Linked DNA regions of Homo sapiens: region 2 is linked to region 1. A link is a loop called in an ENCODE intact Hi-C map of the cell type or tissue named here. Cell type or tissue: endothelial cell of umbilical vein. All regions are shown on one strand. Each heading gives the region's core, and the rest is flanking DNA. Links, peaks and the distances in the headings are about the cores only.

Region 1 (10,164 bases), core at 694-8,693:
AACCTGATCCCTAGGAGAAAAGGTATCTCCACACACACATTGTGGGATGAAGGAATAAAGTTCCTCCAACAGGACCTTGCTCCTCTCTTGTGGATCCAAGGCTTTTTGATTTTTTAATGATAACACAAATTTATACCAAAAAGCCCTCCAGTTTAACATAAAAAAGGAAGATTTTTGTTTTAGAATACCCCATAGAAGGGGAGTGGGAGGTTCCAAGAACATTGCACACCTCTCATTTGAAGGGAGGGTATATTTGGCTTCAATAAATCTCTCGCCTTTCAAGGACAAGGAGAAGTAAACAGAAATACAGCAGCATAGCAATAAGGTCTTCTTTAAAAATGAATAATCCAGACAGAACAGAAAAGCATTTTTCCTGCAAAATAAACTTTTATGTAATAAAAGTGTAAATTCAGTGAAAAAAAATTTGGAAAATAGAGGTAAACCAAAAAAAAAAAAGTAAACTTCACCATTTGCCCCCACACAGAAATGATGTGTTATAAATATTAGAAGTCTTGAATAGACTAATTTCAAAACTGAATTGTGGTCTTGAAAATTTTTGAGAATGTACAGATTATATGACGCAACTAGTGAAGCCAATATACAAGTATATTGATAAAGAAGTAACTGAACAGCAGAACATAGGAAAACTGAAATATAAAATTAATTTTAAAATCTAAGTAAATGAAAAGGGAAACTAATATTTAAAATAGAATTTCAAACACTAAAATCAAGCAGAAGCATACATAAAATTGTAACAGAACTATATGCAATCAAATTTAATTTTACAAAATGCAAAGACAATATAAAGCCCAAATTTAAACAAAAAATAAGAAAAATGAAGGAGGCTTCTGGCTAAGATGAAGCAAAAGGAACCCAATTTACATTTTCACGTGAAATTACAACAATAATAAAAAGCCAAACAGTACATACACAATGGTTTGCAAGCCCCATTACATTAGGAATGAAGGGGAGTGATCTCTGAAAGATGGGGCGCTCTCAGGGAAAGATGAGTACTACCATCACTCAGCTTAGTGTCCTAAGAAAGTTCTCAGACTACAGCCCAACAAGGGGGAACCTAAGCAGAGCCCAGCAGATTCCCTACAATGGGGAGACAGAACTGAGAGTCCCAGGAAACCAAAGCAGGTCAAGGTCACAAGATAAAAGTACTGAAAAAGGGAACTCCACACATGGAGACTACTCTGGGATCCTGTGATGTGTTCCTCTCAAGTACTGAACTGGGCACTGATCAGCATAAACAAGTGAAAAAAAAAAAAAAAAGCAGACTGGAGATGAACTACCTGAAATAATTAGAGGAAACAGTAACTGGCCAGGAATTCAGTCTCTTACCAGTCAATCAGGAAAAGTTCAGATTTACAGGATATTTGATAGTATACTTAGAAAGGTCTCAGAGGTGAGGATTAGCCCTAGGATAACATTGCTCTGGTCCTACCTAAAAAAGATTAAAAGCAAGATCTAAGAAGATTAAAATCTTTTTAGGTAATTTAACTGTGCTTAAGAACAGAGCTCAAGAACATTTACAGGAATACAAAAATATGAGCTACCCAACAAGGTGAAATTCACATGTCTACTACCCAAACAAAAGATTTTGTCATGAAAGCAAGCAAGAAAATACAGCTTATAATGAAAAACAAAAATCAATCGAGAATAAACCAGAAATGACACAGGTGTTCAAATTAGCAAACAAGGATATTTTTAAAGTTATAACCACATTCCATTTGTTCAAAAAAGTTAAGTAGAGACCTAGAAGATGTATATATATGCCAAAAAGGAACTTTTAGAGATGAAAACTACAATACAGTATGAAGAATCAAAAATACAGTAGATGAAACTATTATGATATTGCAGAAGGAAAAGCTAGTTAATGTAAAGAAGACAAAAACAAACTATCCAAAACACAGAGAAAAATTAATTTTTAAAAAAATTAGCAGAGCATCAGTGAGCTGTATGACAAGTTTAGATGGCTTCATAGATCTGTAATCCAAGTCTTTAACAAAGATAAGAAACAAAGGTGACAGAAAAAAATGTTTGAAAAAACAGTCCTCATATTTCTAAATTTGATACAAATTATAAACCCACAAATCCAAAAAGCTCAAAAATCCACAGATAAGATACATGAAAATACCACACCTATGTATGTAATAATCACATTGCTCTAAAATGGTAATAAAAAGAACATCTTAAAAGCAGTTGGAGGAAGAAAATACACATTATATGGCAGAACAAAGTTAAAGGTGATGCAGATTATTTATCAGAAAGAATGCGAGTGAGAAGACCTGGAGCAGCACATTTAATACAGAAAGAAAATTGAAACCTGTCTGGGTGAATTCTATACCCAGAAATTTTTTTTAATGTGAAATAAGGACTTTAAGATATAAAAAACCTGAAAGAATTCATTACAGAAGTCCTGTACTATAAGAAATGCTAAAGGAGGTATATAAACAATGCAACTTAGGTTAAGCGACATGAACTAGAAATGGAAAGGCAAATGCCACATAATCTCATCTATTCAATCTAAAATAGTGAAATTCATAGAAACAGAGAAGAAAATGAAGGGCACTAGAGGATAAAGGCCGGGGATTGGGGGATTAGCGAGATGTCTGTCAAAGAATACAAAATTTCAGCTATACAAGAGAAATACATCCAATAGATCTATTGTACATTGCAGTGGCTATAGCTAATAACAATATATTGTATAATCAAAAATTGCCAAGAGATTAGATTTTAAATATTCTTACCACAATAATAAATGAGGTAATGCATATGTTGATTAGCTTGATTTAGCCATTCCACAATGTTTACATATATGAAAACATAATGTACACCATAAATATATACAGTTTTTTATTTGTCATTAAAAAAAGAAAGAATAAGCCAAGAAAACAAATAAAATATGTGTCTGATATGGATGGTAATTATAAGTGCGTTCATTTCCCTCAATAAAAGACAAAGATTCACATTGACTTTTAAAAATGCAACTAAAGTCTATCTACATGTGATACATCTAGAAGTAAATAGTTCACATTATTTCAAGAAGTCAAATATATATATATAATATATATAATGCACATGCAATAAAAAGGAAAAAATGTTACCCTGTAAAATTACAATTCAATTAGAACAAATAATATATAAATATGATTGTTTTGTTAATAAAGTTTATAATCAAAATCAAATACCATGTACCAAATACCACAGAACAGACTGTGATAGCATACAAAATAATAATGATAAAAGGGGTAAATAGAATAAAAAGGAAAACAAAGAGAAGAACAAGGAAGATAGAGGAAATAAAAAGGAAAAAAGGGGGAAAGAAGGAAAAGAAAGAGGAGAAGAAAGAAGGAAAAAGAAAAGCAGAGGAAGAATTAAAAGCAGTAGAAAAAATACTGTAATAATGGGAGTCTAATATATTTCAATCTTCACCCAAACAGGCAGAAAGAGATAAATAACAGAAAAAAGAAAAAAAGAAATAATATAATTAATAAGGTTGAATGATGAGAGACTTAACAGAGAATGTGTCTTTTTGCTAGCATCATGGAATAATCATAAGTATTTTCTTATACTTAAGCATAAAGAAGACATCCAAATATTTTAAAAAGAGGAATAATACAGTTCATGTTCTCTTAACACAGTGTAATAAATCTAAAAATTAATAGTGATGTTAACATTTTAATATGTATTACATATCATTCATTCACAAAATAAATACTTTCTGAGCATTTTTTATGAGCAGCCACTATAAAAAACTTCGCTATTATGATATTTTCATATAACATTCCAGCAGGGGATAAAAACAATACCTTCAAAATTAATTTTAAGATTATTTTTATTTTCTCTTTTGCTTTTTTGAATATGAGACCCCTGCTGGTTTACCCTCCACACCCCCAAATAAATATACCTTCAAGCTCTACTGGTTGTCTTGAGTGTCATTTCATGTTTTTGTTTTGTTCTGTTTTGTTTTTAAATTCCTACTGCAAGCTCTCCAACCCTTCAGCAATTTAACAATTTAGCTTGGAGAAATAAGTTGATAGAGTTCACCTGAAATAATAGAAGTTATTTCTTTCTGTCATTAAGGTTTTGATGGAGTCAGGAAGAAGAAAGGCATAATAATGAAGGATGGGAAAAATAAAAAGCCACAGTCTCCAATCAAGAAAAGGAAATCAAGAGCTTGAAAAGGAGCTCAAAAGGATTGTGCTCTTATGTTAATATTCCCCATTTCAGGCTTTGGTCTAGAGCAAAGGAGATGAGTTACATAAGTAAGGTTAATATCAAGGACAGTGGAGGCTCTTACTCCATCCAGTTCTCCCTTCTTCCTCTGGGAAGTCGGGCTGTTCTATAACAACCTGAGCACAGATACATCATTATGTGCTGGACAGCACAATGAGACCAGGAAGCTCCTGAAGTGTGGCTCTTCCCAGCTGCCCCCAGTTCCTATGTGACATAGACAGAACACAAATCCTGGCTTAAAGATTTGTAAGTAATCAAGGAAGTTATTTACAGAGTTGACAAGGTGACTCTGGGCAAAGACTGTGAAATGACCACCCAGTCCAGAGCCAGAAGGGGGAGACACAGGCCGACTTGAAAGCAGTCAGCATCACTGTGAGCTGAAAGGGCTCAGCTCCCAGGCATTGGTCCTGGGAGCATTGTCTGAGCCAAAAGGACAGTACCAGGGTTGCAAAACCATCAACTCCAGTAGGACCTGCTTTAATTAGGACCTGCCCCTCAAATTCACGTCTATAAAAATTCACATGGAAAAAATTTCTCTTTTAATATCAGAGATTCCTGGGAACAAAAGCACTTACACAAACAATTTCCCTCCTCTCGGTCTATGTAGTTGCCTCTATCGGCAAATATTGCACTGGAGTGAGGCTATTTGGGGTTGTGTGAAAAGACAATTTCTAACTGACTGGCATTTGAAAAGAGAGAGAGGAAGGGATAGAACATGCACGAGAGAGAACTCAGATTAACCAAATTCCTCACTGCTTTCTATTGTGCTGTTTCTTTAGATATAAAAATCGCAGTACATGGTTGAAGATAGTTTTGGCTACTGGAATCAGAGAATAAATCCATTTTGGAAACCAGGCAAGTAGAACCATGAATGGTACACTATCTTTTGGTTAGAAAGTACTCAATCAACTCTCTCTAACATGTGGCATATTGACACTATCACATAATTATCCAGAACTTGCCAAAGGAAGGACTAACAAAGAAAGGTGATAACAAAGGGAGGTAGTAGCAAAAACAAACAAACAAACAACAACAAAAAGACAGTAACAAAGAAAGTTACCAACAGAGAAATGTATTTGTGTGAATCTCTGTGTAATGACATGGAGCCAGGCCATAAAAATAAAGTATACACATTCACTATTGATAGTAAAATGACTCATAATCTATTTATCAATACAAAATTTTATTATTATTACTTATTTCCACAATCCACATGAGCTAGATGAAACATAACATTGAAAATACACTGTGGCTAAAGACCAAAGAGAGACTAATACCTCAATTGGGTAACAGAAAATAATAAAATATGGATTTAAATTGCTTTTCCTTCACTAAATTAATAAATTTCCATCAGTGAATAAAAACAGATTTTCCATTCCTAAAGTGTGTAATCAGGGTTGAATGGTTAAAATAAAAAACCTATAATGCCATTTGGAAATTCCTAGTGTCAATTTAAATCATGCTGACTATAAGGTTTATCAGTGCCCAACACACACTAGGTACTCTAATAAATAAAATTAATATTTTACATTTGGATCATTTCCTAAAAATTGCAAAGCACTTTCACATGCCGTATCTTCCTCAATCTTCCTAACAACCTCATGACACTATAAAACAGAAATAAGCTCTTCACACTGCAACTATGTTAGAGTTTAAGTTCACAATTCAGGCTACAAAAGCATATCATTTATGATAGAAATAGAATTAAGACTTACAAATTGACAATTATTCTTGCTGGTTGATGACTAACACATACATGAGTTTCCTAAAGTTAGTGGCAAAATTGAAATGCTAAACATAAGAATAAATAAACAATAGAGGACTTCCACACTGCAGTTTTAAGAAATCCAAACATAAATGCTCCCCTCTCATAATAAGGCCTGTTAGTATTTCATACCCTCAATCATTTCCTACTCCCAGAGTACATGAGCAAATTACATGCAAGAATGACTGGGCAGGCCATACAAACTGTAATTATAATTTAACACACTTGAAAGACTATTTGAAAACTCATTCAGAGTAAGTTTGTTGCAAAGTAACTGTATTTTAGCAAAAAAAAAAAAAAGGGGGGGGTATATGGTATAATCTGAAAAAGAAATATCTAATTAAAAAACACTTGATGTGAAAATTACTATTCCTTTGGTCCTGGTGCTTTTATGTTTTTGGTGTCTTATTCGATGCTTGTTTGAAGTGAGACCCAGAGGATACGTTTTCCTGACTCCAAGTTCTTTGAATTTCTCACTGAACCATTCATACCTCTTTCCTAGAATTTATTAAAATCCATCATGGACCATATATGTCTTCTCCATCTTTGTATATCTTTATTCAGAGGATCGTGTTTTTTTGTTACTCTTTCCTATTTCTGATAACCTTCTAATGATATTCAGTTGTTTTTCTTTTTTTGGCAGCAAGCCTTTTAAAAACTGGTATATGGAAGCCAAATATGATATCATGTTTATAAAATTTACCACGCAGAACTCATATTTAAAAATTATGTAAAGAATGAAAATTATATTTGAAGTATTCCTATTACTGTCTCATCTCTGCATAGCATTCTATGATTTAAAACACTTTATTTACAATATAGAAATTAATTTGTATCTACAAATATTATTTGAATAGTGAAAATATATGTATTTTGAGGAAAGATGAAAAAAATTGGGTCATTTCAACCAGTGTAAAAAGTACTAGTAAATATCTAATACTTTTAGTCTATTTATAAAACAGCTTTAGAAAGAAACACGTTGTCTGCTTTCCTGCACCATCATTGTAATATTGAAAACAATGATAGCAATTGAGTAAAGAATTAACCAAAATAACATATTTAGCTTCTTTTAAAACTACATGATAATAAATGTTTAGATCTTTCCATGTCAATTTCTTTAAAAATGACTATTCAAAAAGCATTTACAAAGTATTTACCCTTATGCTAGGGACTGTATCAATTATCGTATAAGATACCCAGCTATGACCCTCCCTCAAAGACATCATAGTTTAGCATAACACATAGGAATCATAATGGAAGCTGCAGAGTACACAGTGCTGTGCAATACACAAGAGGTATCTCTTAACTCTGAGTTTAAAGGATAATCTTCACTGAGGAGCTAATTTTGAGTCTTGAAAAAAGAATCAAGATTCACCAGGTAGGCTGGGTGCAGTGGTTCATGCCCATAATCCCAGCACATTGGGAGGCCAAGGTGGGATAATTGCTTGAACCCAGGAGTTCAAAACCAGCCTGGGCAACATAAGGAGACCTCATTTCTACATTTTTATTTTTTTTAATTAGCCAGGCATCATAGCGTGTGCCTATGGTCCCAGGTACTTGGGAGACTGAGGTTAGAGGATCACTTTGTCCTGGGAGGTCGAGGCTGCAGTCATCTGTGAGGGTACTGATACAGAAGAGAAGTGCTTGGAAGGGAAGAGCATGGTCCCTTTAAATGATACAGAGCTGGGGAAGGGAAATGCTGGGTAGAGGAGGGTGTGGTCCCTGGCTAGGGCTCCACCCCCACGGACCTAGGTGAGGACAGGCATTTCCTATCCAAATGTTGCATTTCCCAAGACCATTCTGGCCTGCTACGCCCCTATCCTTTGCCCATAAAAACACCCAAGACCCTAGCAGGCAGACACACAGGCAGCTGGACATGGAGAGGAGCACAACACTCAGGTGGCTGGACATGGAGAGGAACTAACCGACAGGCACCAGCACACTGGCAGGCCACCAACCATCAGAAGCAGAAGAATGTGGAGTTTGGCTGAGGCAGTCGGAGGAGAGCCCAGGCTGCTGGGAGGCTCAACTCCAGAGGGAAACCTTCCCACTCCATCTCCTTCTGACTTCCCCCATCTGCTGAGAGCTACCTCCACTCGATGAAACCTTGCACTCATTCTCCAAGCCCAAATGTGATTTGATTCCTCTGGTACATCAAGGCAAGAACCTGGAATACAGAAAGCCCTCTGTCCTTTTGATAAGGTGGAGGGTCTAATTGAACTGGTTAAGACAAGCCACCTATACACGACAAAACTAAAAGAGCACCCTGTAACACATGCCCACTGGGGCTTCAGGAGCTGTAAACATTCACCCCTAGACACTGTCACGGGGTTAGGGCTCCACAGCCTGGTTATCTGTGTGCTTCCCCTAGAGGTTTGAGCAGCAGAGCACTGAAGAAACAAGCCACACCCACATCACATGCCCTGCAAGGGGGATAAGGGAACTTTTCCGTTTCAGTACCACTGCACCCCAGGTTGGGCGACAGAGCAAAACCCCGTCCCAAAAAATAAAAAAAAAGATTCACCAGGTGAATTAAAGCCTGAATAAGAATATATAAATATAGTTATAAAAGTTTGAGAGTCAAAAGAGAAAAGTGAATCATAAAGTTGCATAACCTAGCAACCATAGGTCTTTATATACTGTTGTTGTTTTCCCCCAGGAATCTAGAAAAATACCAATTTGAGTTTCAGTCTTCGCTTGAAGCTCCCTCACATATACTTTTTGGGTGATAAGGATATGAGTTTTGGTTTGATTTTTAAAGAATAATAATATACAAGAACCACAAAAAGCTATTAAATATTTTTAAAAAATAATGAACTACCAAAGGTATCCATTTGAATAAAATGTGAAATATACGACTGGCAGAAGGGGTGAAAAATCAAACTATAATTCAACAATTGAAGACCATGTATATTAATATTAAATATTACAAAAGCTTTATTTAAAGTAGTCCATAAATTAGTCACCAATTACTTTTAGTGATTTTTTAATTCTATTCAAAATACAGTCACATTGTTTTTAAAAATTAATAATGTTTCCAATAAGACACAGAGTTTAAATAACAATGGCAACAATGTTGGAGTTTCTCTAGTGAAAGAGCCAGAGTTTAAAAAATAGTTTAAAAAACAGATTTATCAATTTCAGAAATCTTAAACATGACTTCCCATAATCAATCTTTTTGATGTGTTCATTACAAAGTACCTGTTCACAATAAGCTGATGGCAGTGGAGATTACCATACTGAAAAAGGTAGAGGTTCTACTTTTTATAATTTAAAATAGTATTTGTTATTAGGTGGATTTTTTAAATTCAACTTTTATTTACATCCTATTATATAGAAGATGCTAAGCTACTTTTTAACTTTTAGCTTTTTAACTTTTACTTTTTACTTTTTAACTTTTTACTTTTAACTTTTTAACTTTCTACTTACTTTTTAACTTTTAACTTTCTATTTACTTTTTAACTTTTTACTTTTTAACTTTACTTTTTAACTTTTACTTTTTAACTTTTATATGGTTAGGCTAAATTTATATTTTCTAGCTAGTAAGAGGCGTAAGGAGGAATATATATATATATATATATATATATATATATATATATATATATCTGCATGACTTTCCGTTATCCAGTAACCAACGGGCTAAGTGTGTAGTCTTCATGAGGACATACTTATGAGTCATCCGTTATGTTTATAAACATGAAACAATAAAAGCAACTTTGAGAAAGAAGAACAAAGCTAGAGGCAGCACACTCTTAATTTCAAACTATATTACAAAACTGTAGTAATCAAAGCAGTATGTAATGACATAGAAACACTCACATAGATCAAAGGAACAAATTAGAGAGACCAGAAATAATACAACCATCTAATCTTTGATAAGGATACCAAGAATACACAATGGTGTTAGAAAAACTGAATATCTACACACCAAAGTATAATATTGGACCCTTGTCTTACACCACACACAAAAATTAACTCAAAATGAATTAAAAATTTACATGTAAATTCTGAAATCATAAAACTTCCAGAAGAAAACATAGGGAAGAAGCTTTTAGACACTGGCCTTAGCAATTATTTTTTGATATAACACCAAAAGAACAGGTGACTAAAGAAAAAAATAAGTAAGACTACATCAAACTAAAAAGCTTCTTCCT
Region 2 (10,164 bases), core at 767-8,766, 54 kb before region 1:
AGTAATAATCATTACTAAGAAATTATGTACAATGATAAGTAACAAAATCTCATATTTCCCCAATTTTCAGTTCCAAGAAATCTTTGACTTCTTTTATTTTATTTAAATGCCAGCCTGTAGTAATATAAGTGGTAGTCGTGAGAATTACTGCTAATTCTCAAGACTATTCTGCTCAAAAAAAATCTCCACTGCCCCAACCAAAGAAATAAGAATCCTGCTCTCAGCCTTGGGCATTGTGATGGTAATTTTATGTATCAACATGCCTCAGTTCTATGCTGCTCAGTTATTTGGTTAAACACTAGTCTAGATATTGCAGTGAAGGTATTTGTGGATGTAAGTTAACATTTACAGTCAGTTAACTTTAAGTAAGGCAAATTATCCTCCATAATTTGGGTGGGCCTCATCCAATCAGTTGAAGGACATAAGAGAAAAGACTGAGGTTTCTCAAAGAAGGATTTCTGCCACAAGACTGCAACATGGGAATCCTACCTGAATTTCAAGTCTGCTGGCCTGCCCTGCTGATTTTGGATTCAAGATTGCAACCTCACTCTTACTTGAATTTTCAGCCTGCTAGCCTGGCCAAAGAATTTCAGATTTGTCAGCCTCCACAACTCCTTAGAATAAGCCAATTCCTTAAAATAAGTCTCTCTCTAAATCTCATATATATATATCTGTGTATGTATGTGTGTGTATATATGTATCCCTAATATATATCACCTATTGATTCTTTTTCTCTGGTATGTACAATATAATGTACATTATAAAATCTAATATCCAACCTTTACATTAGCTTTTAATTTGGAAGACCCATGTAAGCATTTATTTTCTTTTTCATGTTTTGGCCAATAGCTTTGGAGTGTATACTCTTTTTACTTACTCTCGTAACTGGCACAGGGCTGAAATATATTAAATATTTTTTGGTCTATTCTTTCAGCAATTAGTGACCTATTATTAGGAGATCCCACTATTTTTATTGATTTATTCCAAAAGAAGAGTGGTTCCAACTTATAGTTAGTTTAAACTGCCCTTTGAAGGTATCTGAAGGGCAATCACGAGGACTCATGATTATTCTGTAAGAAAAACAAGGTCTAAACATTAAAGATCCAGGAAGCATCTGTGTTTCAGACGTAGACTGTAAAAGAGCCTCATGCAAAACTGACAGTAATGAGTTTGAAGATAATTTCCTCACAACTCAACCTAAAATGTCTTTCCATCTATATTTATCTATTTCAAATAATTAAGACCTGAATTAATTATTGTCTTAGCTTGAGATGTTATAACAAAGCACCATAGACTGGGTAGCTAATAAAAAACAGAAATTTATTGTTCACGGTTCTAGAGGCTGAAAGTGCAAGACCAGAGCACCAGCATGGATGGGTTGCAGTGAGGGCTCTCTTTTGAGCTGCAGGTGGCTGTCTTCTCATTTATCTTCACATGGTGAGAAAAGGATGAGAGAGTTCTCTGTGAACCCCTTTATAAGGATGCTGAACCCATTCATAAGGGCTCTCCCCTCAGGACCTAATTACCTCTCAAAAACCCCACCTCTTAACACCATTATATTGAGGGTTAGGATTTCAACATATTAATTTGGGGGGCTACAAAAACATTCCATCCCCAACAGATGTTAAATTGAAACATTTTTAATTCTCACTCTATGTTCTGTGCTAGGCGACAGAATTCCCTCCCTAAAGACATTTACCTCCTAATCCCCAGAATGTATGAGTCGTTATTACTTTACATGGCAAAGAATTACTTTACAGATGTGGTTAAGAATGCTGAGATGAGTATCCTGGATTATATAGGCAGGCTCAGTGTAATCATACAGGTCCTTACAGGTGAAAGAGGGATGCAAGAGAGTTAGAGGCAAAGAAGATGTGCAGAAGTTGAGTGACATGGCTGTGAGCCAAGGATGGTCAGAAGCCTTTAGAACAGGGGTGTCCAATTTTTTGGCTTCCCTGGACCATATTAGAAGGATTGTCTGGGCCCGCACATAAAATATATTAACACTAATGATAGCTGAAGAGCTTTAAAAAAAATCGCAAAAAAAAAATCTCACAATGTTTTAAGTTTACACATTTGTGTTGGGCCGCATTAAAAGCCATCCTGCACCACGTGTGCCCTGCGGGTTGGACAAGCTTGCTCTAGAAGCTGGAAAAGGCAAGGACACAATCTCCCTAGACTTTCCAGAGGGAACATAGCTCTGCTGATATTTTTAGTCCTATAAGACTCCTAACTTGTAGAGCTCTTAAGATAATATGTTTGAAACCATTAAGTTTGTAGTCATTTGTTAAGTAGTAGGAAACTGATGTCCCTTCTTTTCCTAAACAGGCCAGAGATTCTATATCTGTCCAAAGCCTCTCACAAAGGGTGTCTACAACTCCAAATTTCTTCTTCTCCTTTTTTTTTTTTTTTTTTTTTTTTTTTTTGAGGTGGAGTCTCACTCTTGTTGCACAGGCTAGAGTACAATGGCATGATCTTGGCTCATTAAAACCTCTGTCTCCCAGGTTTAAGTGATTCTCCTGCCTCAGCCTCCTGAGTAGCTGGGATTACAGGTGCCCACCACCATGCTTGGCTAATTTTTGTATTTTTAGTGGAGACGGGGTTTCATCATGTTGGCCAGGCTGGTGTCGAACTCCTGACCTCAGGTGATCCACCTGCCTCGGCCTCCCAAAGTGCTTGGATTACAGGTGTGAGCCACGGCGCCCAACCTACAACTCCAAAATTCTGTAGTTATTTCTGGTTAATTTTATAAAAGATAACCTTACTGTACTTTAGCTGTTTTGCTGTAAGTTCCCATAGTAGTAATTTTGCAATGGAAGAACTAGTCCCCAACGTATTCACCACTTATTTGTTCGCTTATCTTTTCACAGTGGCATTTGAGAATGTAAATTATGTTTGTCTTTTTCACAGCTGTATCCTTAGCACAAGTTCAGTGCCTGACATACAGTAGGTATGCCCTATTCCAGCATTTTTTTTAAGTATTAAATCTCCTTGCTTCACTCTTAAGAACACAAACAAGAGAGATGGAACATAGATTTCCTTTTCAAGTTCATAATGACCCAAGAAAAGAAGGTCTAAGTAACAATCCTGTCACTGTTCCCAAGGGCCTTCTCTTATGTCAATAATTTTTGTTAACCTAACTCAGCAGTTATCCCTCTCATGCTATGAAACTGTCTCCTCATTGGTAAAATGAGGGCAAATGAGACAAGAGCAAAATTCTAGACTTCCTGAAAATTGGGCTATGAGATAAGGGAAGGAGTTTGTGAAAGTTTTCATTTAATTTAAAGAAACAAGAGAACATGGTAAGAATTGTACCTGGATGGTTATGCAGCAACAATACTTTTTCAACATGAAACTTAACACACTTTCCAGAAAACTGCAAGTACTATACAGGTGACCCTTGAACAACACAGGTTTGAACTGTATGGGTCCACTTACTGACATTTCATCTTCCTCAGTAGTCTGCAAGGTAGACAGAACTTGGAGCTATTCATCTATAGGTGCCTCAATTTGATTATCTAGATGAGGGTATAACAGCTACAAATTTCCTCTCATATACATTTCCACAGCCCTTATCAGCTAGTCATAGGACTGAGCCCAAATGGAAATCACATTCCAGGAATAGCCCCATATGGCTTATGTGCCAGATAGGCTTGAAATCATCAAGCCATACAAACAGGCAATACTGGCTCACACTAACATTTCCACAGTGTTACTTTTTCTAACTCTTCGTGGCATCAATGGTGTTATACGTGGGTATATTGATATAAACAAATTGTACACATAACATATTGAACTCTTAGTAGTATAGATGATATGACTTATAGAAAATGCTTCAGAACTTCCAGCTTATAGAACCTATATAAAAGCCCATTTTCTCCTTCATTGACACTTAATGCAGACAAAAAGAAGTTAACTGCTTCCCCACTTCTCCAAAATTGTTATGAAGGACATTGAGATACCATGTGTTTATTATTATGAATATATTTAGGTTTAAAAAATTCATGGAGCATCATGGGATTTTCAGCTTTAATCATGAGACTGGCTTTTGCCAGGACCTTACTGAAGAACCCAACAAAACTGCCCAAGCTGATGAAAAACAACTTCTCTGGCAACAAAGCTCTTAATCTTCCAAACCACAAGTTCATAACCAGAAAAATCACAACTTGATTCTATCATAACCAGAAAAATATTTACCCTCAAATTGCTTCAATACTCCGAATTCATCAACAAAGTGTCATGTCAAACGTCTAGTTTTGCTTCCTTTATTAAAGGTTTTCCTGATGTATGAAAAGTCATTTCAATTAAAATGGAAATGAATACCTAATATATATATATTAATTACTCTCTAAAGTCTCACTGCTTCTCCATATAAACTTTAAATTTTTTTTCATAAATTCATCATAAATTTTAAGTAATGGTTATAGAAAATGAGATATTCAACATGATGGGGAAGTAGCACTCTCCTCTATCTTTAACCCTATCAGTTTGAAATTATCAGAAATATTTATATTTATTATAGCTCTTTCTCTAAACTTAGCTTTTATTTTGCAGCAAATAAAGGCACAGTATCATTTTCCTCATACCTAATGTATATCTAGTCTATTCAGCCATAGTCTTTTATTTCATCCTTGCAATGACCGTTTCATTGGAACACCTGAGAAGAAAAGTGACTCACCTCCCAGTGAGATACTATGCCAAGGTTCAAACCACCATTAACACACTGTCCCCATGGCTTTGGAGAGAAAACTAGGTCACAGTGATAATGGAAAGGAAAGAAATCGAGTAGTCAAGTCTGACTTTTCTATCAGCCTCATAGGGCTCTGAGTCAAGGTTTATGCACCAGCACTAAACCTTCTGAGAAAGCAGCTACCCATTCTGAGATGGGACTGCACGTGTTAGATGGGGTCCTTGAATGAGCAGCCACTACTACAATGACAGTGTGCAGCCAGCATCTGGGACAGCTCAGATTCCTTGCTCCATCTGTACACTGAGTCAGACTCAGGTGAAGGAGACCTAAATGATAAAGAAAGTATTCAGGGATGACAGCCAAAGGGAGGGCCAGGTCTCCTGGGAAACTTGGGGTTTAGGCCTTATGAAGACAGGTTCTTATTAACAAGAAGTCATTCTAGTTTCCTTCCTGAAGGAGGAATGTAGATTCAGATACTGACAGATTTTAATTTTCTCAAGATTACTGAGTCTACAGAACCACTTTAATGTGGCTTTTTGCCACATTTATAGCACAGAACAGGTCGGCTGTCCTCTGTTCTCGGATTTCTTTTCCTACTTGGCAATTCCATTTCCTCCTGACTCAAATGTGCTTCCTCTCTTTGGGAAGGCACAGGATGCCACTGACTCAGCACCAGAAGAATGTGTGCTTTGGGTTGTTTCGCCAACCACGGGCATGAGCTGAGTGAAAGAAGGAAGTAAAGGAAGAGGTGGGGCACCCACTGCTGGCTCAGCTTCTACCTCCTTCACTTGCAAGCTGCCTAACCTTGGGCAAATCATGCTGGTGTCTTATACCCTGTGTTTGTAGAAAATGAGAGTGGGGGAGGTGACAACATCTCGCCTTTGAAGCAGAGGTGGTTAATACTATGGGCTTCTGGAAGTCCCTTCCAAGTTAAAGTCCAAAAGTATGAAAGTAGTAATATCTAATATAATTAACTGTCTATTGTGTTCCAAGGTCCTTGTTGATCACCTTACATAAAATATCTCGATTCCTCACAAGATCCTACATGGTGGGTATCACTGGCCACATTTTTCAGAGAAAAACTCTCAGAAGAAAGTTGAATAAATTACAGTGGTTGGGTAAAGCTTTCAGTTCTTGGTGTATATGACTCCCAAATTTGTTTTCTGTCCTTTGTGCAAGGCTGTTCTTAGGTCTATGATATATACTATATGTGATCAATGTTCCCTGTAATTCTTTCAGGTTGACAGTAGCCAGCCATGTTTCATGAACAACAGCCTTTGATGGCTGAGTATGCATGAGAGGAATTTCATGTTGCAATTAAAATTATAATAAGATTAATCAGACACATATTTAATGATATGTATAACAGCTATTGTGCTACACATCATTAGGCAAAAGTGGTAAGCCATTCAAATGAATGAAAATAATTATTTTTACACTGCTGAAGCATGCATGGCTGTAATCAGACAGGAATTGAGATGAGATGAAAAAACTGTTAGAATAAAAATATAAAAATAATTGTTCTATTTATTAAATGTACTGCTAATCTCCAAGCATTATGCTAGGTATTTTATATGTGTTATCTCATTTAATCCCCCTAACAACAATATGAGAAATATATATATATTTTTAACAGATGAGGAAACTGAGGCTCAGGGAAGTTGAGAAAATTTTTCAGGGTTGTTAATCTAGTAGAGATTGGGATGAAATGCCAATATAGGAAATGTCACATAACATCATTTCTCTTATGCACTGTGCCCCTCAGCCACCTCTAAATGGAAGAACCACTCACTCATTCTTCCCTCTCATTTCACCAGGTTTGCTTTTAATAGGATGCACTGCTTTACCTTCAACTAAATTGGTGTTAGAATGCCACTGTTCATTCTGCCTGTATTACTAGTTGTAATATGTAGGTGTTATGGACTGAATGTGTCCAGAAAATTCATATATAGAAGCCCTATCTCCCAACGTGATAGTATTTGGAAGTAGGGCTCTTGGGAGGTAATTGAGTTTAGATTAGGTCCTGAAAGTGGGACCCTCATGATGGGATTACTGCCACTATAAGGAAATGAAGAAACACAAGATCTTCACCCCAGCCCTGCAGCTGTCTATAAGCCAGGAAAAAGGCTCTCACCAGGAACCAGATACGCTGGTATCTTGAACTTGGGCTTCCAGTCTCCAGAACTGTGAGAAATAAATGTCTGTTGTTTAAACCACCCAGGATATGGTATTTTGCTATAGTGTCCTGAGCCGACCAAGACAATGAGTGACTTTCTAATCTCCTGTTCCATAAACAGAACTCCATTAATTTTTTACTAGGAGGGGAAAAAGCGGGGAGGAATGTATTAGTTAGGAAAGGCTAATTTATGCTTAGGATTTTGTAACACACGGATACAAAATTTCAGTGGCTTAGAGTTACAAATTATGTTCCATGTCTATCATTGAGAAATTGAGGTTGGGAAGGCCATCTCTCCCAGCGCTGGACAAATGCTGTTCCCAACGGTTCCCAAATGGAACAGTGCCGGTTATCTTAGCAGAGCAAAGAGAGGACTGCAAAACCTTTGCTCTCTCCTCAATGCTACATGCCAGAGAAAGTGAGGTTCAGGTCAGCCAGAAACCCATTTGGGATCAGCACCCCAGTAGTTCAGCAGACAAGAAGTTTTCTTATTGATTAAAATAGACATCTGGAAATGAATAAAAATTCCAAAGAGAAACTTCACTAGCTTTGCAATTTTTCTTTGAAATCTGCTCTGACTTTACAGGTCAATTCAGGTATCACTTAACATTGTCCATTCTCTCTCCTGTCTCCATCCTTTCTTCACCACCAATGTCTAGGACTCTGAGACTAAGCAGGGAAGAGTGTTGAGATACCCTGATAGGTACATTGTAGTGCTTTGCATGTCCTCATAGACACAAACAGCATTTGTTTACAAAGTGTATTGTTCCCTTAGTGGTGGGGAATATCTATAGATTTGTGGAAACTTCTTGTATCCTAGGATATGCCCAATCACAATGCTTGTCTTGGTAAGACAGAAAACTAAATGGTCTGAAGTAGGGATAAATATTGACTTGGTTAATCTGCTGCATGCATGCACTGATATGAAAAATAAGTACCAAGGGGTTCTGAATTTATTTATGTTTCTAGATAAATAGAATACATATATTGAACTTAATACCAAGAATAAGTAGCAGTGACTAACTTCCTTTCCTGTCAGTCAGTTAAGCAATATTATTGACAATGTATGTACTGAACATTTCACAGTACAGAGGGGGTGGGTCTGAGCCAGGGATCCAAAGGCCCAAGGCATCTACCTCCAATTAGGTGATGTGATATTTCTGGACCTCAATTTCTTAATGCAAACAGTAAGAATGAATGAGATATATCTCAGGTCCTCAGGAACCATAACACAGTATTATCTCTTCTCAGGCTTAAATTACATTGCAAAAGTTTTTGTTAGTTTTGGTAGGTGAAAGCTTCCAGGAAGAGGATGAAGAGGAGGAAGGAAGAAACACTTATGTTCCCAGTCTGATAAAGGATGTCAGGTTTGCGTGAGAAAAATAATAAAGATGGTTTTGGCTTGCAAAGATTCAATGGACTAGAATCCATGCAGTATAAAGGTGGCACTGCAGAGTTAAGATGCTTTAGATTTCCCTAGGGAGTTGGGTCAGATGGACTGTTTTGGCCTCAACTTCTTTACTCCTTCCTTTGATGCATTTCTTTTGTCTAGGGAGGATGATTTAAAGAGTAGTTACTGATAGAGACAGAGTCACTAAAAGCTACTGGGAACAGGCTCTCCCAGCATTAGTAAGGTTTTACAATTCTAGTGCTGAAAAGGAATCTTTTCTATTTGAGCCTAGGTCCATGACACCAGCTGACATATCTCTCTTTGCCTTTCTCCTGCCTGCTTTATTCTAAGTTCACTCCTTTTCTTGTACCTCTGCCTCCGAATTTCCAGTACAAAGCTCTTTCTGATAATTATGTTTGCACTCCTCTGTGCCACTACTGTGACCCAACAATGAAGTGTGACCATTCTGACTTCCAGATTGCCAGCTCAAAATATCAATTCTGTTGATCTGTTTTTTCTTCTACGCTCAGAAGACCTGGAACCATGGTAGGAAGTGGGACAGGGAGCATTTGGACAAGCTGTTCAAGAACTGATCATGCTCATGTGTATGGGAAAACAGATGGAGGAAGAGAAATTCCTGAAGAGCACAAGACTGGTGGGGCAAGGAACAAGCCTACTGAGATGAGTTGCAGATTTGAAGATGGGAGAAATGGTTTCGTTGTCTACCATGTAAAAACTCATTTATGCAAGATGCTTGATATCTGAATTTCAATTTCTTCATTATCAAAATGAATATTAAAAATACTCTACTTCTTAGAGTTGTCAAAAAGATACGGAGATGTGAATAATTTGAAATTATTATCTATATGTAAAGTATTACTATATTTACTATCCTTATCAAATATTTATCCTACTGTCTAACACATTAAATGGACAAAATAGAACATTTGAAGGGTGTAGATCTTGAAAGTTTAATTTTACATAAAAAAGGCCAGAAACCTTTCCTAAGAAAAATGTACATATTGCAAAATGTAGCATATGATTTCAATGGGGCCCACAAACCTTTGAAGGCTAGCTGTGGATCTTCAGAGTGAAACAAAACAAAGTAAAATGCCCTAAGATATGAAAAGCTTACCTTTAAGTAGAAATATTCTGGGTACTTTTCTTCTTTTAAATTATCAACTTTATTGTATGATTTGTTCTATAGATTATCTATTTATTGTTCATTTCTAAACCTTAGGATTCCGAAATCTTCAGCAAAATAAATTACTCAACAGGTAACTAATAGTGTGGCTGAAGGAGGGACAGGAGTTGTTTTGATTATTTCATTTGTTTCTATGAGACCTGTTTGGAAAGCTAGGCTGGCAGAAGCACAGCATTTTTACAGATACCCCATCAACTAAAAATGCATATGTATAGAAAAAGAGAGATCACTGATATTATATATATAATACACATGCATGCATGCATATATACACATAATGTATACATATGAACATATATGCATGTGTATACATATAGATATATGAAATATAGATCTATATCTACATTATATATTATGTATTAGGAAATACAGATGTATAAAATGAAAGTATTTTAGTAAATGGCTGAATCTAGAATTCCCAAGTAAAGCTGTAATTGTCACTTCCCTCTTTATTCTGTGCAGATACTAAGGAACCATTATCAAAGGGCCAGTAATCCTTTGGCCATTTTTTTATTTTTCATTTTCTAAGGATAGCTTGTTTTGTAAGTTTCCTCTATGTTATTGGCATTATGTTACTGGAAAGCTTTTAATTCAATAAATATTTGGCAAGTATATATTGTGCCAAGAATAGAGATATTAATTTTTAGAAAGACTCAAGCATGAGACATAAACGTTTGAAAGAATGAGTCGTACTTTGGAAAGTA

What was found. Peaks named below come from ENCODE experiments on the same cell type or tissue, not always from the same donor. Only the 100,000 strongest peaks of a DNase experiment are listed, where the experiment ranks them.
Region 2: a loop joins it to region 1, with 3 times the contacts of the local background. A loop is called at or near these places in 3 of 110 quality-filtered maps.

What each region holds. Positions count from the first base shown.
Region 1 is chr2:146,922,919-146,933,082 of GRCh38, forward strand. The region is part of intron 2 of LOC107985824 (a long non-coding RNA gene); the gene reads right to left. Among named protein-coding and RNA genes, the nearest start is that of LINC01911, 90 kb to the left of the region's middle. In endothelial cell of umbilical vein, for the core only: a CTCF peak has its summit at 4,581 (motif pointing right); a DNase peak (open chromatin) is centred at 4,563.
Region 2 is chr2:146,869,136-146,879,299 of GRCh38, forward strand. LINC01911 (long intergenic non-protein coding RNA 1911) reads left to right here. Exons shown (of 7, transcript NR_187170.1): 7 at 8,787-9,085. Among named protein-coding and RNA genes, the nearest start is that of LINC01911, 37 kb to the left of the region's middle. In endothelial cell of umbilical vein, for the core only: no CTCF peak of the experiment used is centred there; a DNase peak (open chromatin) is centred at 5,356; H3K27ac peaks cover 1,479 bases.